Regions from separate parts of the Homo sapiens genome. Here region 1 is linked to region 2. A link is an interaction called in ENCODE POLR2A ChIA-PET data of the cell type or tissue named here. Cell type or tissue: IMR-90. All regions are shown on one strand. Each heading gives the region's core, and the rest is flanking DNA. Links, peaks and the distances in the headings are about the cores only.

Region 1 (10,506 bases), core at 1,466-9,465, 100 kb before region 2:
TGATAAATATATTCTTAACTTGGCGAGCCACAGAAATTTTGGGTTGTTTTTTTCAGCATCAAATATAATTTACTGTGAGGTTGTTTGTTTCAGCATCAAATATAATTTACTGTGACTCGTACAGATTCTGAGGATTAACGAGAGGAGATTCTGCTTTACTTTTCAAACTTATTTTTCTGAGCCCACTTTCCTCTAGAAAAAGTTGAGATCGCTGACATTATTTTATAAACAAGTAACTGAACATGAGGGAAAAGGGTTCAGAGGACAAGGAAGACTCCAGAAAAAGAGACTTCTTTCAGATTTTAAAAGATAGATATCATATGTAAATATGTAAATTTAATCCTGAATAAGGCCTTAGAAAATCTCTTATTTTTCCTGGTTTCTTCACAAAAATGAAAATAGATGGGGTCACTAAAATATGTAAAAGTAATGTACCGCAGCATCTCATCTCATTCCTGGCAAGTGTTTGTCACCTTCATTTTGGGGGGATATATTTAGAGGAACTCAAGCCTGCAAAGAATTGGGCCGCAAAAAAAAGTGGGGGAGAGGAAAAGAAGAATTGGGAAGGAAGTGAGAATACTGTGATAATTCTTTGAATTTAAAGGGCATAATCAAAATCCTCATCCATAAGCAGCCTCAGCCATTTGCCCAAGTATTTAATATAAATATGATTCTTTTCCAAACATGCCATGGCGGGAAGGAATTGGATGAAGCACTGATATAAAAAACTGATTCCTTGGCAGAGCTGCAGTAAGTACAACATGATCCCTATCTGATTATGAGAAAGAAAGAAGTGCAATCTATTTCCTTAAAATAGAGTTGAGAAACAAGCAGCTTGTGTCTTCCCAAAAGTTAATGAATCTCAGTCTTTGAAGCAATGACTCATCAGCAAAGACACAGTCACATTTGTGGTTAACATAAATGCCTATCCACTCAATGTATGTTTTAATCCAGGGATTGGGAAACTATATCCTTTAGGCCAAATCCAGTACCCAGCCTGTTTGTATAAAGAAAGTTTTATTAGAACACATCCTTGGGAGGCCGAGGTGGGTGGATCACAATGTCTGGAGATCAAGACCATCCTGGCTAATACAGTGAAACCCCGTCTCTACTAAAAATACAAAAAATTAGCCTGGCGTGGTGGTGGGTGCCTGTAATCCCAGCTACTCAGGAGGCTGAGGGCTGAGGCAGGAGAATCGCTTGAACCCGGGAGGCAGAGCTTGCAGTGAGCTGAGATCGCGCCATTGCACTCCAGCCTGGGTGACAGAGTGAGACTCCATCTCAAAAAAAAAAAAAAAAGAACACATCCATGTCTATTCATTTATGCACTGTTGGTGGAAGATTTCTCAGTACTACAAAAAAGTTAGGTAGCTGGGACAGAGATCATATGGCCTGCAAAGCCTAAAATATTTACTATCTGGTCCTTTACAGAAGAAATTTGCCAACCCATTTTAATCCATCAGGATCTAAGTCCTCAATTTCATATTTATATATCTAGGTCATTCCAATTTAAATATTTGTATTTTGGTCTTTAGTTTCAACACAAAGACTTAAAGATAGTATTTTAAAAATTTAATTATTTTATAAACAATCATTATGTGTTAATGAAAAATAAAACAAAAAACTATTTGAACCTCATTAGCAATAAAGAAATACAATTTATAACAGTGTGATAATAAGATAATTCTTCACCTATTAGCTACAATTTTTTAGATTTAATTTTTTAAGGAAAATTTCATAGTACAAAGATTAAACATAGGTCACTTCTGTGGTTTCAATGAGTCCCCCAAAGTTCATGTGTTGTAAACTTAATCCACAATGCAACAGAGTTGAGAGATGGAACCTTTAAGAGGTGATTAGGTCATGAGGGCTCTACCCTCCTAAAAGGATTAATGTCATTATTGAGAGACTGGCTTATTTATAAAAGGATGAGTTCAGACCCCTTCTCTCACTCTCTCAAGTGCCTGCGAGTGCGTGCTCTCTCTCTCTTCCTCCTTCTTGCACATGTCGTCCCTTCTGCCATGTTATGACACAGCAAGAAGGCCCCACAAGATGCCTGCCCCTTGATCTGGGACTTACCAGCCTCCAGAACTGTAAGCTAAATAAATGTCTGTTCATTAAAAATTACCCAGTCTGTGGTATTCTATTGTAGCAGCACACAATTAAGGTCCATCATCATATGCTCTGATATTTCAAAACAAATCATTTCTACTATACTAAATACTCAGGAGATTGATGAAGATTAGCAAACTTTGGTTTGCGATTATGAAAAAGTAATACACACATTGAAAATAAAATTTGCTGACCATTAGAAACAAGTGTCAGTTTGAGTCATTGATCTCTAGTGAAATGAACACCACTTTTTATTTAACCCATTTCAACAGCTTTTATGCGAACTAAGAAACACGTGGGGTTTCTTAAGACTAAATAATACACTTCGTGAAAATATTGCCTCAGTTTAATCCCACAAAACAGGTGAGAAAACACACCTGTGTATTTATTGGTGCTAATTCCTCAGTGAATTTTGTCTTCTGTCCATTTCTGTTTGCTTTAGTTTGGGCTTTTACTTGGTTTAAGCCTTTCTTTTTTTAATTAAGAAACATTTTAATTCTGTAAAGTCACTGAAGGCTGGATGAACATCTCACCTATCTTTACTTTATAAAGTAAAGTAATACTTTACACACTTATACTTTACACAGTGCCTGGTACAAAAAAGAAACTCAACACATTTTTGTTGAGTAAACGGTGCAATTAACGAATGCTTCAAATAATAAAAATAATTTATTTTACATCTGAATTCAAAATACTTATGAATTTGATAAAGTCCCATTTTAACCTTAAAATTTTTAGTGCTGAATATTTTGGAAATATGATATACTTGTGGAAAAAGTGCTAATAATAGCTTACTATTCAAAATTGTCAAGTTAGTTATGCTTAGCTGAATTTTTTAGTGAACTGATTTATAAATTTTACTGGGTTAATGTACATACTACTGGCACAACTTCTCATTCAAATATTCATCTACCTGCTTAGATTTAATATTTTCATGTATCACTTTTGATTATGCAAAAAAAAATCAACTGAATTTGGTAGTTCACTAGGCTAAAAAGAAAACAAAGTAACTAGATCACTTAATATTTTCTATTCTCATTTAAAAATAAGTATCTAAATTTTTAAAAGAAAGAAAAATAGGCCAGGCATGGTGGCTCACACTTGTAATCCCAGCACTTTAGGAGGCCGAGGCGGGTGGATCACCTGAGGTCAGGAGTTCGAGACCAGCCTGACCACCATGGTGAAACCCCATCTCTACTAAAAATACAAAAAATTAGCCAGGCATGGTGGTGCATGCCTGCAATCCCAGCTACTCAAGAAGCTGAGGTAGGAGAATTGCTTGAACCCAGGGGCAGAGGTTGCAGTGAGCCGAGATCACACCATGGCACTCCAGCCTGGGCAACAAGAGTGAAACTCCATCTCAAAAAAATTAATTAATTAATTAATTTAATTTAATTAAGAAAAATAAGGCTCCTGAAAAGCAGCAGAGTAGATTTCTATGAATAAACTTTTTTATTTTCCCATATCAAAATCATAATTTATAAAACAGTGGTAGCATCCAAATTCCTTTTTTTTTAAGTCTTCAGGTTATCAATGTATTTCAATTAGGTATTATGTGAATGAGGGTGAATTGAGAGTAGATAACGATATCATGGAGGAGGGAGAATCGAGTGTACCCAGCCACCCATCGGCATTGCACTATATTTAGTGGATTATATTTATCCTTTTCCCTCACACTAAACAAGAATATGTTTGTTTTAACATTTACAAATGGGAAATAAAGAAATTTTTACAAGTACATCTTATACTAGAGTTCAAATATTGAAAGACTGTACTGAATTCTCAGTCACTGCTGAATAAATCAAGCTCTGTTGTATTCAGGTAAACTTTCTGTCCCCAAAGAGCATGATCTCTCTGCTTCTCATTGCCTCTCAAGAAAATTCTGTTAGTAAATGCTAAAGGGAACCCTTTTTAGTTTTGCTGATGTCACACCTGAATAATCACAGAGTCACTTTCTTAATTGTGATATTTGATAAATATGCTTCTTTCCTCTAAGAGCCGTTAATATAGTAAAAAATGTTTGTACAGAATTGAAATAGATATTAAAAGTTGCTTAAGATCAAATGAAAAATATGTTACTTAAAGACATATAAAAATGCTGATGCAATCCAATTGGAACCTAATTTAATTGAGTTCTTGATTTGAAAAGCAATATTCTATCAGGAGCTGCCATTATTCAAAAACTAATTTTATGTCATTAAGGAACTTCTACCATTTTCTTTCCTAAGATGTTGATGGCTAGGAAAAGCAGAAAGGAACTGTCACTACTACTGAGAACATATTTGTTCAAACAATGTTTTGTTACATCTGATAAAAGGCTGTAGCTGAAGAGATTTTTATTAACTTCAAAAAGTGTCACTTTTTCCTAACAAAGACACCAGAACCACCAATTAGTTCTTCCAAATATAGTCAATGTGCTATGAGGGAGTTCTGGAAGTATGTAAGCAATGATGATGGTAACCAGTGGGGGAGGTAGTTAGAAAATCTACCTGGGAATACTTATCAGGCAGGTTTCTGACATCGCTGGTTTAGAGTTTGGGTAACAAGCCTGACAGGACAGGAGATCATGGTCTATAGATTATTTATTCAGCATGTGATCACTAGCTTTAGCAAAAGAGGGGGAAAAAGCCAAAGAGTTTGAAGTTTAGATAAAGTTTAGAAGAGAAAGTGGGCCAAAGAGCTATTACTGCTGTCAAAAAAGCCAAGCATGCTGCTAAAACTGTAGCAAAGGCTGAGTATCTGTGGGGCTGGATGGAGGATCTGAAATCCTTTGAACAGCAAATGGCTCTGAGCATTATTCCACATATTTGCTTCCCCAACCGAAAGTTTGGGAAAGATTCATGTTAGGCATTTGTCCAACAATGCAATGTTTTTGCAAAGTCAAAGCTATTTGGCAAGCATGGTTATCTGGGGAAGGAATTTGGAACAACCCTATATGCTGTATACCTTGTAAATGCTGTTATCAACTGCAAAGGAGAAATGTTCATTTTCCTGAGCATAGCTTAAAAATAAATAAATAAATAAAGATGTGGGGGAAGAAGCTCATTCTTCCAAAGGCCTTTGTCAGAGAAGCAAAAAACCAAAAAAAGAAAAAAAAAAAAAAAAAACCTCTGTCAAAACACAGCTAGTTCAAAAGAATTCAGGTTATTTGTAAAACACTGATCATGAGTTTATAACAACCTTTACATTCACACACTGTTGATTAAACTTGAGAATTTAAAAAGCATTTTACATTATAGAGTCATCTCAGATATGAAATCATCGCTGTTTCAACTGTTCTTGTTATAATCTACAGGACCGAGGTTTAAATAATCCCGGCTCTAGCAAAGTAGAACTAAACATCTCACAGAACAGTAATGCAGACATTTGAAATGCCATGTATTCTTCAGCTTTTGTGGTTTTGAACTTTTCAACCATGGTCCCAGTGCTATATTTTCATAATACACAGGCATGGAAATATTCACTAAGTCATGGCAGTGGTGTTATTAAATGTTCAAAGCATATATTTCCCCAGATTCCTCTGATGCTGCTGTTCTTAAAGGTCATGGTAGTCCCCCAGATGTACAATGCTAGAATGGTCTGCATTCACTTCATATGCTAAAATAAAACAAGACTTAAAATAAAAGAATAAAAGACCAAGAGGGTGAAACGTAAAAAATAAATAAATAAACGTCAAGTCTAACCTGATGTCTGTTTAAGTGCTTCCAGTAATGATTAAACTTTCTTAAAACCAATTAACTAGAAAATGACTACTCTATAGTCACTGGCCAGAATTGCAATGCCATTCTCAAGCACAAAGTAAAACGCACCAGATACAACTAGCTGGTGATTTATACGTCACCCACACTTTAAAAATATCCCTGAATACTTCAGAAATATTAGGATGTGTCTTAAATACCATTTACAAAAGATGAGGAATAGGTACCAAAGTATAAGAACACAGGTATGAAACATATCGAGTGCCTATATTCATAGAGATGTTCCTGAATTAAATACTGTAAATGAAATTGTCAGTATAAAATTCCCGTTATGCTCTAGTGTGCTACCATTATTATTTTTTTTTTTTTTTTGAGACGGAGTTTTGCTCTGTCGTCCAGGCTGGAGTGCAGTGGCGCGATCTTGGCTCACTGCAAACTCCGCCTCCCGGGTTCAAGCCATTCTCCTGCCTCAGCCTCCCGAGTAGCTGGGACTACAGGCGCCCGCAACCACGCCCGGCTAATTTTTTGTATTTTTACTAGAGGCAGGGTTTCACCATGTTAGCCAGGATGGTCTCGATCTCCTGACCTCGTGATCCGCCCGCCTCGGCCTCTCAGAGTGCTGGGATTACAGCCGTGAGCCACCACGCCCGGCTGTGCTACCAGTATTTTTAAACCAACATTTGCTCGTTGCTATAAGAAGGTGTATTCACATTTACTGTCCTAAGTCAATGTCTTGGTACACAGTGCATCCTTTCATTCTCTGGCTTTACAGAGCACACAATGCAGTCTCAGCCTAACTTCTCTTTTGTCTGATTTGCAAGTCCATTAATTTGTTTGGAAAATATTTGAACAGCCAAGCATACTTCAGGAATCTCAGAGATCCTTTTTAAGCCATTTGATTAGAATACCAGAGGAAATAAATTACTTAAAACTAATCTAAATGAAAGGTCATAAGAAGAACTGAAACAAGTTTGGGGCAATTGTTGGTTAACTTAAGATTCCTGAGATGGATCGTTACGTTAGCAGAAAAATACTGAATTTTAACTCTTTGAGAACTTGATTTGCACCTATCTCCTACAAAAATTCAAAGTTATTTCCATCCTCCAGCCATCTCTCTTCTCTGCTCAAAGTCTGTTGTTACCTGTTGTTACCTCATTGCATTTTCCACTCAATTGAACCATTATTTTCTGAATTTTTTAACCTGTTTCTGCCTTTCATTTGGTCTTTTGTTGATTACCTTATGTTCCTTCATTCTTTAGACTTTATCTGATTCATTCAAAGAACTTTGCTCCAAGTCTGTTAACATGTTTTCATTCCCAACTCTTTCTCCACATCTTCCACAATAATAAAAATTTTAGCTGGGCACAGAGAAACAAAGAATAAGACCATATTTTCAAGTCTCCTTGCATTTATGTATAATCATGTGACTATGTTTTGGCCAATAAAATGTAAATAAAATTATTACTTAGCAGTTTTCTAAACCCTTCTGAAAAAACAACTGATGTGTTGTTTCACCATCTCTTCCTCCATACTACTGCCTGGAACCATCTTAAACCATACCATCACATACAGCTGAGAAACAGCGTAGAAAGAGCTTCAGTCCTGAACGTTGTGAAGGTCTATACTGAGCATGGACCATTCATTTGGGTGAGGGAGACATAAACTTCTCCTTTGTTTTAAGCCATTTTCTCTTGGTCTTTCTGACACGTATAGCTGATGTAATTCTAATGCATAAGTATTTAGGCAAAGTTTCTGAGGCTGGGTTCTTGCTTGTGTTTCCTCATTCACTCTCTGTAGTTTGTTTCTACATCCTTTGCGATTTTCCCATAACTTTCCTGTGCTTCTACAGGAGGAGTAGATGATCCTGTCTGACGCATTGACTTTGGACTTTGGCCAATGGAATGAGAGGACATATGCCCTTTCTGCATCCAAGCAGAAGCTTAATGTGGTTGCAACGGGCTTAGCAGGGCTTGTATTCCTGGTTCTCTACCATGAGCACAGCATTAGCCACATGGAGGCTCCTCCAGCACCTGAGTCTCAGAATGAGAAGATGTATAGAGACAAGCGGGCAAAAATAAGTGTTTGAGGTAAGTCATTGAGATTTTGACTTTTTTTGTTAGCAAAAGCTAATACATAAAATAAAAGCTAATACTAGTTAAATAATTAAAAGAGTCAAATAAAAAACAAAGCTTCAATGGCAACAAAAGCCGAAATTGACAAATTGGATCTAATTAAACTAAAGAGCTTCTGCACAGCAAAAGAAACTACCATTGGAGTGAACAGGCAACCTACAGAATGGGAGATAATTTTTGCAATCTAATCATCTGACAAAGGGCTAATATCCAGAATCTACAAAGAACTCAAACAAATTTACAAGAAAAAAACAACCCCATCAAAAAGTGGACAAAGGATATGAACAGACACTTCTCAAAAGAAGACATTTATGCAGCCAACAGACACATGATCATCACTCATCATCACTGGCCATCAGAGAAATGCAAATCAAAACCACAGTGAGATACCATCTCACACCAGTTAGAATGGCAATCATTAAAAAGTCAGGAAACAACAGGTGCTGGAGAGGATGTGGAGAAATAGGAACACTTTTACACTGTTGGTGGGACTGTAAACTAGTTCAACCATTGTGGAAGTCAGTGTGGCGATTCCTCAGGGATCTAGAACTAGAAATACCATTTGACCCAGCAATCCCATTACTGGGTATATACCCAAAGGATTATAAATCATGCTGCTATACAGACACATGCACACGTATGTTTATTGCGGCACTATTCACAATAGCAAAGACTTGGAACCAACCCATATGTCCAACAATGATAGACTGGATTAAGAAAATGTGGCACATATACACCATGGAATACTATGCAGCCATAAAAAATGATGAGTTCATGTCCTTTGGAGGGACATGGATGAAGCTGGAAACCATCATTCTCAGCAAACTATTGCAAGAACAAAAAACCAAACACTGCATGTTCTCACTCATAGGTGGGAAATGAACAATGAGAACACTTGGACACAGGAAGGGGAACATCACACATGGGGGCCTATCGTGGGGTGAGGGGAGAGGGAAGGGAAAGCATTAGGAGATATACCTAATGTAAATGACGAGTTAATGGGTGCAGCACACCAACATGGCACATGTATACATATGTAACAAACCTGCATGTTGTGCACATGTACCCTGTAACTTAAAGTATAATAATAAAACAAAACAAAACAAAACAAAACAAAAAACAAAGCTTCACAGACCAGCTTAAATATGGTTGGAAAAATGAGGCATGAATATTTACCTTTGGTAAAGCAGTAACACCATATTGCAGTAATCAAAACTGCACATGGTGTAACATGAGCTAGAAAATGAAATTTTTTATAGAAAGACCCAAAATAATCACAAGGTCAAGGAAATGGACTTTATGATTGCTTATGAGCTTAAACACTTCATCCATCCTTAAACTTCACAAGTCAGGATAATTTTCCTTCCTTGCTTTGATAAAAAACTTGTACAAACCTCTATCATTTTCCTTTGTATGTCAGATGACCACTATTTTTAATAGGTCTGCCTGGTTAAAAAATTTAAAGTCACTATTTAAAACCAAATTAGACAAATAGTGACTCCACCCATAAAATGAGGCTGGTATGGAGAGGAGAGGGGATTATGGGTAGCATATCATTATTAACCCATTGAAACATGCAGTCCACAAATATAAGATAGTATTAATATAGCCTTTCTGTGACTAACATGCAGCCAAAACACATAGGTAAACAGGGATCGAAAAAGTAAATGATGTGTGTGTGTGTGTGTGCGTGTGTGTGTATTTCCTTGCTGTGTCAGCTAAGAGTCCTAGAAACAATGACACCCAGCAGCAATGAGCGTATAAAGCTCCTAGGTGTCTGTTTCTGATACCATCCTGAAACAAAAGGAACAAGGACCCCTTGGAGAAATGGTGGATTCTAGGCTTGGGGTAGGAAATATAGAAGAGAAGCCTACAGTATCCTTTAGTGCCATGAAGTAAGGAAGAACTAAAAAAAATTAAAACATGTGCATACACACACACACACACACCCCCATACGGTGATGTGGTGTGTCAAAGGGATAGATCAGCTAAAGCAGAAACCATTCAAGCAATAACATAAAGTAGTATAGAATTATGTCCCCAAGTATTACATACATGTCCATGAATTCATACTGTTAAAATGATGAAACAAATAAATCAATAGGAGAGAAGGGATAAATCTTTTATTCAGAAAATGCCAAGCAACTTATGTAGACACTCCACCTTCAAGGAGGTGGAACATTACTCCCTATTCCCTAAGTGAGAACTGCACTAATGACTTTTTTTCTAAAGGATGTAGTATAGAAAGGGGGAGTAGGCAGAGAAACTTCCCATTGGAGAAAATTGCCACACACTATTCTTAGTCAGGTAATCAATGGCAACATCAACAGTGATTGCTTCTGCTGATAGTATGTTTCCCTGATGTAATGTGATGAAAATGGCACATTACCTTTGGTTTTCCTCCCCAAAACATTAGGAACATTTGTCACAACTGAGGGACAGTCTATGAAGTACCTGGCCATAACCTTCAAAACTATGAAAGGCCATTAAAAACAAGAAAAGTGTAAGAAATTGTTACATCCAAGAGGAATTTAAGGAGACATGAGAGCTAATATAATCCTGCA
Region 2 (10,506 bases), core at 963-8,962:
CCCTCAAGGAGACTGAGGAAAAGCTCAAATCTATTTCTCTGAGCTGGGGACTGGGTTGGGTTTTATAAGCATAAGGTAATGAGGTGTGCTCTGATTGGATCTTGCAACTAGGTGATGCTGGAAGGCATGATCTGACTGGATCTTGCTATGGGATGAAGCCAAAACTCAATCTGATTGGATCCTGGATCTTGCCATGTGGTGTCGGCTTCCTAACTCATTCTCCACTCCTTGGTGGGAGCACTCAAGTTCCACCTGTGGTTACACCCTTGGTTCAACTGGGCATGCTCAGGTTTCGTGACCTTCATGGCAACTTAAAATCAACTCGGAACTTTATTACATAAAAGTTGAACCAGATTGGTCTTGTGCAGTTACACTCTCACAAATGTTTCTTTAGTTTAATAGTCATGATGTCAGCTGATCAAATGTCAAGGAGTCCCCTGGCCCAAGCTCAGGGTAAATAACAGCCCAGGATTATTGCTAATGTCTTTGCACATCCCAATTACTGTCTTTAATCTTCCTTTTCCTTCCAAAAAATGGAATGAAAGAGTTTGCTCAAAATAATATTAATTTGGTAACTCTAATAGATACTTATGTTTCTGTGCTTCTACATTTTTTGGGCAAATTTGTTCCAGAGTCCATCCTATTTACATATGCAAACTTCCAGTTAGATTTGTAGGACCAGAAAATGAGGGGAGCCCTGAGTTTCATTCCATGGGGAGAACACAAGGCCAGCAGCATGGCTGGAGCAGGAGCTATGCCTCCGACTGTCTAGGCAGACAGGACTTCAAACAGCCTCACAGTTTCTCTGTGTGCCCAGGGACAGATGAAAAATCGACATATCAAACATATATTAGAAATGACCTAGATTGTGAAGGCCAGTCAGTATGATGGACGGCTCATGTCAGCAGACAACTGTATGAGCAAGGACTCTGAGGGTCGGATCTGTTGCCCTAGCACCCCCACTAAAGCCTGTTACTCTGTAAGCTCCTGCAATATAGACAATCCTAGAATGAAGGAAAGAGAAGCCTTTACATTGGCTGAGATGATGTGTCTGCTAGGGAAGGGGAATTAGCTCAAAGTATAACTTTTGTTGAATAGAAAAATGAAAACATATATTGCATGTATTATGTTCTAAGTGCTTTATATGAATTAAATGAATTGATCCTCAGAAAAAAACTATTTTTTTTTTTTTGAGACGGAGTGTCGCTCTGTCACCCAAGCTGGAGTGCAGTGGCACGATCTCGGCTCACTGCAAGCTCCACCTTCCGGGTTCACGCCATTCTCCTGCCTCAGCCTGCCCAGTAGCTGGGACTACAGGTGCCCGCCACTACGCCCAAATAATTTTTTTTTTTTTTTGTATTTTTAGTAGAGACGGGGTTTCACCGTGTTAGCCAGGATGGTCTCGATCTCCTGACCTCGTGATCCGCCCGTCTCTGCCTCCCAGAGTGCTGGGATTACAGGCGTGAGCCACCGCGCCCGGCCAAAAACTATTATTTACATTGCAAACTTACACACATGTACACAGAGACATTTTACTGAAGAGGAAGAAAAGTCAATTAGCTTGCCCAAGGTTACAAATAAGGTTGCAAATAAGTAGCAAAGTTGAAATTTTAATCAAGTAATGTTGATACGGGGTCAGGGAAGTGCCCGGTAAAGAAAAGCAAGTCCCTAGCTAGGGCTCCAACCCTATGGACCTGGGTGAGGACAGGCACTCCTGCTTTCGTATCCAAATGTTGCATTTTCCAAGACCACTCTGGCCCACCATGCCCCCATCCTGGGCTTATACCCTAGCAGGTAGACACGCAGGCGGCCTGATGTCAAGAGGAGCACATCAGCAGAAAAAGAAGCTGCTGGACATCGTGAAGAACACATCGGTGGAAGAAGACACAAGCTATTTCTCGACAAGGCTGTCGAGAGCACGCCAGCGGGAGAGCACGCCAATAGGCGCTGCCACGCCAGCAGGCCATCAACCGGCGGGACGAGGCAGAGTTTGGCGGAGGCAGTCAAAGGAGAGCCGGGGCCAGTGAGGAGCCAAACTGCAGCTCCCTTCTGGCTTCCCCATCCGCTGAGAGCTACTTCTAGTCAATAAAACTTTGCACTCGGCCGGGCGCGGTGGCTCACGCCTGTAATCCCAGCACTTTGGGAGGCCGAGGCGGTCGGATCACGAGGTCAGGAGATGGAGACCATCCTGGCTAACAAGGTAAAACCCCGTCTCTACTAAAAACACAAAAAAATTAGCTGGGCATGGTAGCAGGTGCCTGTAGTCCCAGCTACTTGAGAGGCTGAGGCAGGAGAACCGCGTGAACCCAGGAGGCGGAGCTTGCAGTGAGCCCAGATGGAGCCACTGCACTCCAGCCTGGGCGACAGAGCGAGACTCCGTCTCAAAAAAAAAAACAAACAAACAAACAAAAAAAACTTTGCACTCATTCTCCAAGCCCACGTGTGGTCCGATTCTTCCGGTACACCAAGGCAACAACCCAGGATACGGAAAACCCTCTGCCCTAGGGACAAGGTAGAGGGTCTTACTGAGCTGGTTAATACAAGCTGCCTATAAACAGCAAACTAAAAGAGCATCATGTAACACACACCCACTGGGGCTTCAGCTGTAAACATTCACTCCTAGACACTGCTGTAGGCTCGGAGCCCCACAGCCTGCATGTCTGTATGCTCCCCTAGAGCAGTGGGGCACTGAAGAAGTGAGCCACACCCCCATCGCACGCCCTGCGAGGGAGACAAGGGAACCTTTCCTGTTTCAGTGTCATTATTTACTATTAGCATTAGGAATAACATAAACTACTTAATTGCCACTTTTTGCAGTTATCAACGCATAGTGTTATTTTTCAAACAATGACAATAGTTTCCTAGTTCATTCACCTAAAAAAAAAAAATCTATGGTAAATAAGATTAGGCCAGGCATGGTGGCTCATGTCTGTAATGCCAGCACTTTGGGAGGTCCAGGTGGGAGGATTAATTGAGGCCAGGAGTTTGAGACAAGCCTGGCCAACACGGTGAAACCCCATCTTTACTGAAAATAAAAAAATTAGGCGTGGTGGTGCATGTTTGTAGTCCTAGCTACTTGGGAGGCTGAGGCAGGAGACTCACCTGAACCAGGGAGGCAGAGGTTGCAGTGCACCACTACCCTCCAGCCTGGGTGACAGCCAGACTCCATATCAAAAAAAAAAAAAAAAAAGATCATGAAACTAGCAATTGCTTTATAAGGTCTTTTTTTCTCTAAATGAATTAATTTAATTAGAAGCACATTCATGTGTTATATGCAATTACTAGAAAATGCAGCCAATAAAAATGTATGCGATTGATATATTCAATAGTATTTTATAGTTACTAAAATCCATCAGTTTTGCTTTTATATATATATAAAAAGGATTATTAGCACACCAATCTTTATTATAATCTCTCAACCATCCACAGAAGATTTAAAGATGTGGTTTTGTTTTCTAGCAGGACAAGAAAATGGCGTTCTTTAATTAAAGGTCTATTTTTCAAATCAAGATGCTTTAGCTCCTGCCTTTGACCATCTCTCTTTTGAAAAGGAAAGGAAGAAGACCCAACTTTGGAGAGTCTTGCCCTTCCTATCAAATTTACACTAACAAAACCACATCCAAATGGAAATAAAACTTTTTCTGAGACACTGGTTTCTTTAGCAAAATTAACACTAACCAGGGTAAAATATCTGCTCCTCATAACCGTAACTAACACACCTCTAAAACATGTTTCATTGCCACCAAACTGAGTTAGAATTGCTTTGATTGCAGAAGAACCTGGAATTTCAATTAACCTTATATGTTTTAAAACTCTCTTTACACTTTTTTCTTCCTTAACCTTTCCATAGTCAATGATGCACAAGGACCCTATTCCTTATACAAAATAAAATATAACTATGCAAGAATCTCATTAAAAACCAATTGGTTGAGCTGTAGATTTGGTTATTATTTAAATTCAATCATAGGCTTCATATTGAGCGAGATGGATACTACATTTCAATAAGAATAACCTAGCACCCTATTACAGGGCCTTGATTTCTTGATGAGTGGCACTACGTGAATTTTGTTAGCTGATTAACAAAAGGCAAAGTCCTCATAGAAGGGAGAAAGGAGAGCAAGAAGGAGACACCCAGATATAATGCAGATTTAAGTACAGCTTGGGCTACATTTGTTTGGAATAAAACCAGTTACTGGGAACTATTGTGGCAAAGCTGTCCCTTGAGATGGTCAGGAAGAAAACAGGTAGACATGTGTATGAAATTACTTAGATATTTTTCAGAGGTAATTAAAAGTAGATGCTTCCTTTGTCTCCTTTTCTTCCTGTGCCATTAATGCACATTTCATATATGCCTGATGCTATGGATTAAACCCCCCAAATGAATCATTATAAGCAGTCCCTAAATTATAAACAGACTTAGAATTCTAAACAATGTATTATTTGGACTTTGTAATGTTTCTTACAGAAACATTAATTTAGGTGGTGCTGAAGTAAGCTAATATGTATGCTATGTATTATACGAAGGAAGTACTGAAAATTTATAACAAATTTTTTAAAATATTCAGTCATAAAACAAGTAGAAAATATACTAAATTCTTAAATACATATAACTGTACAATAACAGTAATTAAATAAAAATACATGAAACAAATTGAATAAATGTTTTATCTGATTTTAATGATTATAGTGGAAGAAAGTAGTATTCATAATAAGTAAAATGAACACTCCATTGACATTATAGAAACAAAAAGCCTGGCATTTAATGGAGTTTAAATGTTCTTTTTTAAAATTTTAACAAATACTTAGAAAATACCCATCACATGGTGAGGTTGGTTCTTTGCTAGGTTTTATGATAATACCAATCCTTAAGGAGCTCACAGTCTTGTTTAATAAGCATTCTTTTTTTTTCCAGAATAATACCAACAAAAATTTATTTTTATAGTTAACTAACAAAATACTATAAAGGTAATTTGTTTGTTCTAAGTCCTTTTGTTCATATATCCATAAAGGAATTAAGCTTACTGTCTTTGTATTTCCACCAATAATTCTCTGAAATGAAATTCTTTTGAAGGCATGCTATTTTACTCCTAGCTTCTATTTTGTAACTTTTTCCAAAATGAACAAACGTTACCTGAATTTGAAATGCACTGATTGGAAATGTGTGGACTGGCATACAGCCATTAACATTCGTTAGCAAAATTAGATGGGAAATTTGATTTGGCTGCATTTCTGAACTTTCTCTTCATACATCTCTGCTGTTTGATTTGACGTAAGGAGTATATGACTTATAATTTAAAAAAAGAAAAAAGCAAGAACAGAATCTATTGAGGCTGGCACCACCAACCTTATGTCTCAGATGTGTTTGGAGCCACCTTACCAAATATTGAATCTGGAGCCCTCCATAGGCGGGTGCCTTGTCACTTATCTTGACAATAGAAGACTTGAAGGGACTTTCAAAATAGTCAACTACCTGGAGTTTGCAACAAAAATTGTGTGAGTTGGCACTTTCCACATGATATATGTAGTCTATGGTTTCTCCTGGGTAAACGTTAGGATAGTGATACTAATAGCTAGTACTTATTGATCTCTCTCTATATGCAGAAACTCTTGTAAGGGCTTTATAAACTCCCTTAATGTTGAGCTTTCATGCATGGCATACAGTCAAAAAAGTTTTGTTTTTTATCTGTCATAATCATTTTCCTATTTCCTGTTGCCCATATGTTGCAGAATTTTTTACATATTATGTTTCAGAATCACTCCAATTTTAAAAAACATTTAGCCATGTACATTTAGGACATCTTTGACTTTTCTTATTTTCGCTTTTTCAAAAAAGGACTGTTCCCACTTTTGTGTCATCATCATATGTATGTTCTTATTAGCACTTAATCCACTACAGAAAATCCTTTTCTGCTTAAAATAGCCAGATCAGTTTCTATTCACCAATCCAAAGTAAAATTTATTTCACTCTTTTTATTCTTTCTCCATCTTAGTTTCTCCATTTTTTTCTCACCTCTCTCACTTTTTCATTGTATTTTCTCTTAGTTTTAGAAAAGTAATGTGGTAAAATGTAGCATGCACAGTTCTTGTAGTCAAATGATAAGTTCAAACCTCAGTTCTTCTCACAAGCTATATGACTCTAGACCAATAACTTAATCTCTCATACATCTGGTTCTTCACCAGGAAAATAACTCCCAAGATTATAATAATGAAATAATATTAGCACCGTAGCATGTTGAAAGATCCTACGACATGAATATGAATGAGATTTTCTATTCCTGAGAAATCAATCTTTAGCCAGGAAGAGTTAGCACTCAGACGCTCCCGACCACTGTAAGCCCACAGCCTCAATGCTGGAGGGTGATTTTGGACTCTGACTCCTCCTTTATTCAAGTTCTAATTCAGGAGAAAGATTTGCAGCATTTACTTGCCTTGGAGCTGCAATATACCCATCTTGGACCTCTTTGTGAGTGACCAGGACCCAGACCTAAGCCAGGGATAGGCAGACAGGTATGTGGAAGGTCTGTACCTAGAGCTTAAGTCCTCTATGTGTAGATCCATCCCCCTGGCTGAGAAAAAGAGATGGGCAAGGCTTAGATATCAAAAAGTGAAAGGAAGCATGAATAAAGAGAGAGAGAAGTAGCCTGGGCAAAATGGTGAAACGCCATCTCTACAAAAAAGATAATAAAAAATAGCTGGGAATAATGGCGCATACCTGTAGTCCCAGCTACTTGGGAGACTGAGGTAGGAGGATCACCTGAGTCCAGGAGGTTGAGGCTATGGTGCACTGTGATAGTGTCACTGCACTCCAGCCCAGGAATAGAGTGAGACCCTATTGAGAGAGAGAAAGAAAGAAAGAGAGAGAGAGAGAGAGAAGTGACTGGCCTTCAGCCTATAGGACAAGGATTTCCCACTTGCACCATTCTCCTAAGAAAATGGTGGATTCTGCCCCTCTAACAGAGAGGAATAATCAAAGACCCACAGCCAGCCAACTCACTTGAAAGTCCAACTGTGTCCAGTCCAAGCAGACACAGTCCTTCCTGTGTATCAGAAGGAAGTTGAATGTAAAATATAGCGGCATAGGTAAGCAAGTAAAAGCAAAAGACTCCTTGACTTTTTTTTTTTTTTTGAGACAAAGTCTCCCTCTGTCGCCCAGGCTGGAGTGCAGTGGGGCAATCTGGGCTCGCTGCAATCTCCACCTCCTGGGTTTAAGCTATTCTCCTGCCTCAGCCTCCTGAGTAGCTGGGATTACAGGCGCCCGCCACTACACCTGGCTAGTTTTTTGTGTTTTCAATAGAGAGGGGATTTCACCATATCGGCCAGGCTGATCTCGAACTCCTGGCCTCAAGTGATCGACCTGTGTCAGTATGGGGATTACATGTGTGAGGCACCACGCCCAGATGACTATTTCTGGAAGGAAAGTCTAGGGTTGCAAATAGAACAAAAGCAACAAAAGCCTTACAAACCAGAGAATCCATAAGCTACAATTAGCTACTTGTAGCAAATCCAGATCCCAGAACCTTGAGTAATCCTCATTTTTTTCACTGAAAAACACTAATCAGAGAATGAGTTCCAAGCACGCTATATGCCAGGGTGATAATGTCTTAGTGAATAAGACAAGGTGTCTATCTTCATGCACTTACATGCTTGTGAGGAAGAGCACCAATAAACAGGTAAAGAAGCAAGTAATATAATTTCATATAAAAACTAAAAATATACAGGGTAAAAAAATAGTCATTAGGTAGGTTCGTTGGGGAAAATATATTTGAAAAGGTAACATTTGAGCAGAGACCTCTTTGTGTGAAAGAATAGCTCATGCAAATATCTGGGGCAAGAATGATCCATGCTTTGGGGTGGAAAGGATCAGAGTGTGCTCAAAACACAGCAAGTAAGCAACTGGGGTGGAGATAGAGAGAGGAAGAGAGTGGTGGAAGGATCCTAGAGTAGCTCTCAATCTTGGTTATACATCAGAAACTTCTGGGAAGCTTTTAAATTCCCTGTGCCGGCTGGGCGCGGTGGCTCACGCCTGTAATCCCAGCACTTTGGGAGGCCGAGGCAGGTGGATCACCTGAGGTCAGGAGTTCGAGACCAGCCTGACCAACATGGAGAAACCCCCGTCTCTACCAAAAATAGAAAAAATTAGCCGGGCGTCATGGTGCATGCCTGTAATCCCACCTACTCGGGAGGCTGAGGCAGGAGAACGGCTTGAACTGGGGAGGCGGAGGTTGCGGTGAGCTGAGATGGTGCCATTGCACTGTAGCCCGGGCAATAAAAGCGAAGCTCCATCTCACACACACATACACACACACACAATTCCCCAGACCCAGCTAAAGTCAGTATTTTTCAAGTCCCCAGGTGATTTCCCATGTGCAGTCAAGACTGAGAATCTAGGCCCTTCTGGGCCAAGTAAGGATTTTCGGCTAGGTGTAACAGGGGGTCACTAGACATTTTTATTTTGTTCTTTCATTTTGTTTTCTGTTTTGTTTTTTTTTTAACAGTGGAATGTCATTATCTAACTTACATTTGCAAAAAATAATTACAGTTCCAGTGGGCATGGAAGACAATAGAAACAAGTCAAAAGTAGAAGCAGGAACACCAACAACAAGCCGCTGTGGCCAATGTGGGTGAGAGATGATGCTGCAGGGACAAGAGGCAGCAGTGGAGGCGGTGGGAAGCAGTTGTGTTTGGAGCGTTTCATCGAGTCAAAAGCACGTGCTGATGAATGGAGACAGATTTGAGAGGAGAAAATCAAGGATGACTTCTAGGTTTTAATTCTGAGCAATCGGATGAAGGTGAGGCCACTTACTGAGTCACGTCGTAGGGTCTTCTAAACTTGGAGCTAGATCAATTTTGAGACAGAAACCAAACAAGAAAACATCGCTGATTCATTATGCCTTGTCAAATGCAATTCCTAAGCATATGTAAACATAATTCACACTGCTTTTCCTTCCTCTGCCTGAAGGTATAAGTCATGAGGCAGAGAAGAGCTGGCATTTCTCTCTCAAAGATCAGGGTGCTGTAAGAAGCTGTGCATGCCTCTTACATTTTTGTAGGAATGAGTTGGAAATTGCTGCAGGTAATGACAGTTTCTGAAATGTTTGGATTAGCTTTTCTGGAGCAGAGAATTTGGGCTGAGACCGTGGGTTTAATGATAAAATTATCATTTTTTCTTTTTTTTGATCTCTGCCTGTGGCATAGTCCTGTTAGACCTTCATGCTTAAATCTTACGAGCTATCACTTCAACTCTGTTTTGCTTTCTTGACAAAACAGAAGCTTTTATTAGGGAGATAGATGAACATATCAAATGAGCAAGGAAACAATTCCTACACAAAGAGGATTTCAGCATATGAAGGGAGTTAATCTCCCTTTAGGCAGATAGGTAGAATCCAAGAAATGGACAAAGGTGCCTTACTTACCTTGCTTAAGAGCAATGAGTTGTAGGTACACACACTACAGAAATGAATGCTTATGTCTACTCGAGAACATATGCAAACATACTAGTAACAGCTAGCCCAAATTGGAAACAATGCAATCAATCAATACCACAATGGATAAACAGGCTGTAGAACAATGTGCTACACAAGAATGAAAAAGAAGGAACTATAGCTACGTGCAGTGATGTATATGAATTTCACAGATGTAGTGTTGAAATAAAGAAGCCACACATAAAAGAATGCAGACTGTATGGTTTCATGTATGTGAAGTTCAAGAGCAGGCAAACTGTTCTGTGGCAATAGAGATAAGAACAGGGCTTATTTTTGGAAGGAGGTAGAAATTAACTAAGGGGAGATGCTGAAAATGTTCTATAACTTGATCTAACTGGTGATTGCATTGGTGAATTTTTACATGTAAAAATTCATCAAGTTATATACTTAATATTTGTACACTCATACATACACACATGTATACTTTTATACTTTCTATAAGAAATATATGTAAGCTATACATACAAATCTAGTATAACTTATATACTTCAATAAAAGTGATTAAATTGAAAATAATCTAAATGGTCCCAGGCTGGCCAACATAGCGAACTCACATCTCTACTAAAAAATACAAAAATTAGCTGGGCATGATGGCACACGCCTATAATCCCAGCAACTTGGGAGGCTGAGGCAAGAGAATCACTTGAATCCAGGAGGCGGAGAAGGCTACAGTGAGCTGAGATTGTGCCACTGCACTCCAGCCTGGGTGACACAGCAAATAGCTGGGATTACAGGTGTGCGCCACAGGGCCCAGCTAATTTTTGTTATTTTCAGTGGAGACGGGGTTTCGGCATGATGGCCAGATTGGTTACAAACCCCTGATCACAGGTGATCCACCTGCCTCGGCCTCCCAAAGTGCTGAGATTACAGATATGAGCCACCGCGCTCGGCCCAAATGATTTATTTTTGACTCATCAGCACTAGCTAATCAGAAAGGATACCCAGACTCTCAGAAGAGACACCAGCTTTTATGACACAACTGTGTGCACTACCCAGACATCTCCTCTGCCTTTTATGAAGATGA

The links. Peaks named below come from ENCODE experiments on the same cell type or tissue, not always from the same donor. Only the 100,000 strongest peaks of a DNase experiment are listed, where the experiment ranks them.
Region 1: POLR2A ChIA-PET joins it to region 2 with 20 read pairs; 2 of 35 experiments call an interaction of 5 or more read pairs at or near these places.

Annotation. Positions count from the first base shown.
Region 1 is chr4:177,564,088-177,574,593 of GRCh38, reverse strand. The region is part of intron 1 of AGA-DT (AGA divergent transcript); the gene reads right to left. Among named protein-coding and RNA genes, the nearest start is that of AGA-DT, 120 kb to the right of the region's middle. In IMR-90, for the core only: no CTCF peak of the experiment used is centred there; a DNase peak (open chromatin) is centred at 4,973; H3K27ac peaks cover 1,069 bases.
Region 2 is chr4:177,462,654-177,473,159 of GRCh38, reverse strand. The region is part of intron 1 of AGA-DT (AGA divergent transcript); the gene reads right to left. Among named protein-coding and RNA genes, the nearest start is that of AGA-DT, 23 kb to the right of the region's middle. In IMR-90, for the core only: no CTCF peak of the experiment used is centred there; no DNase peak of the experiment used is centred there.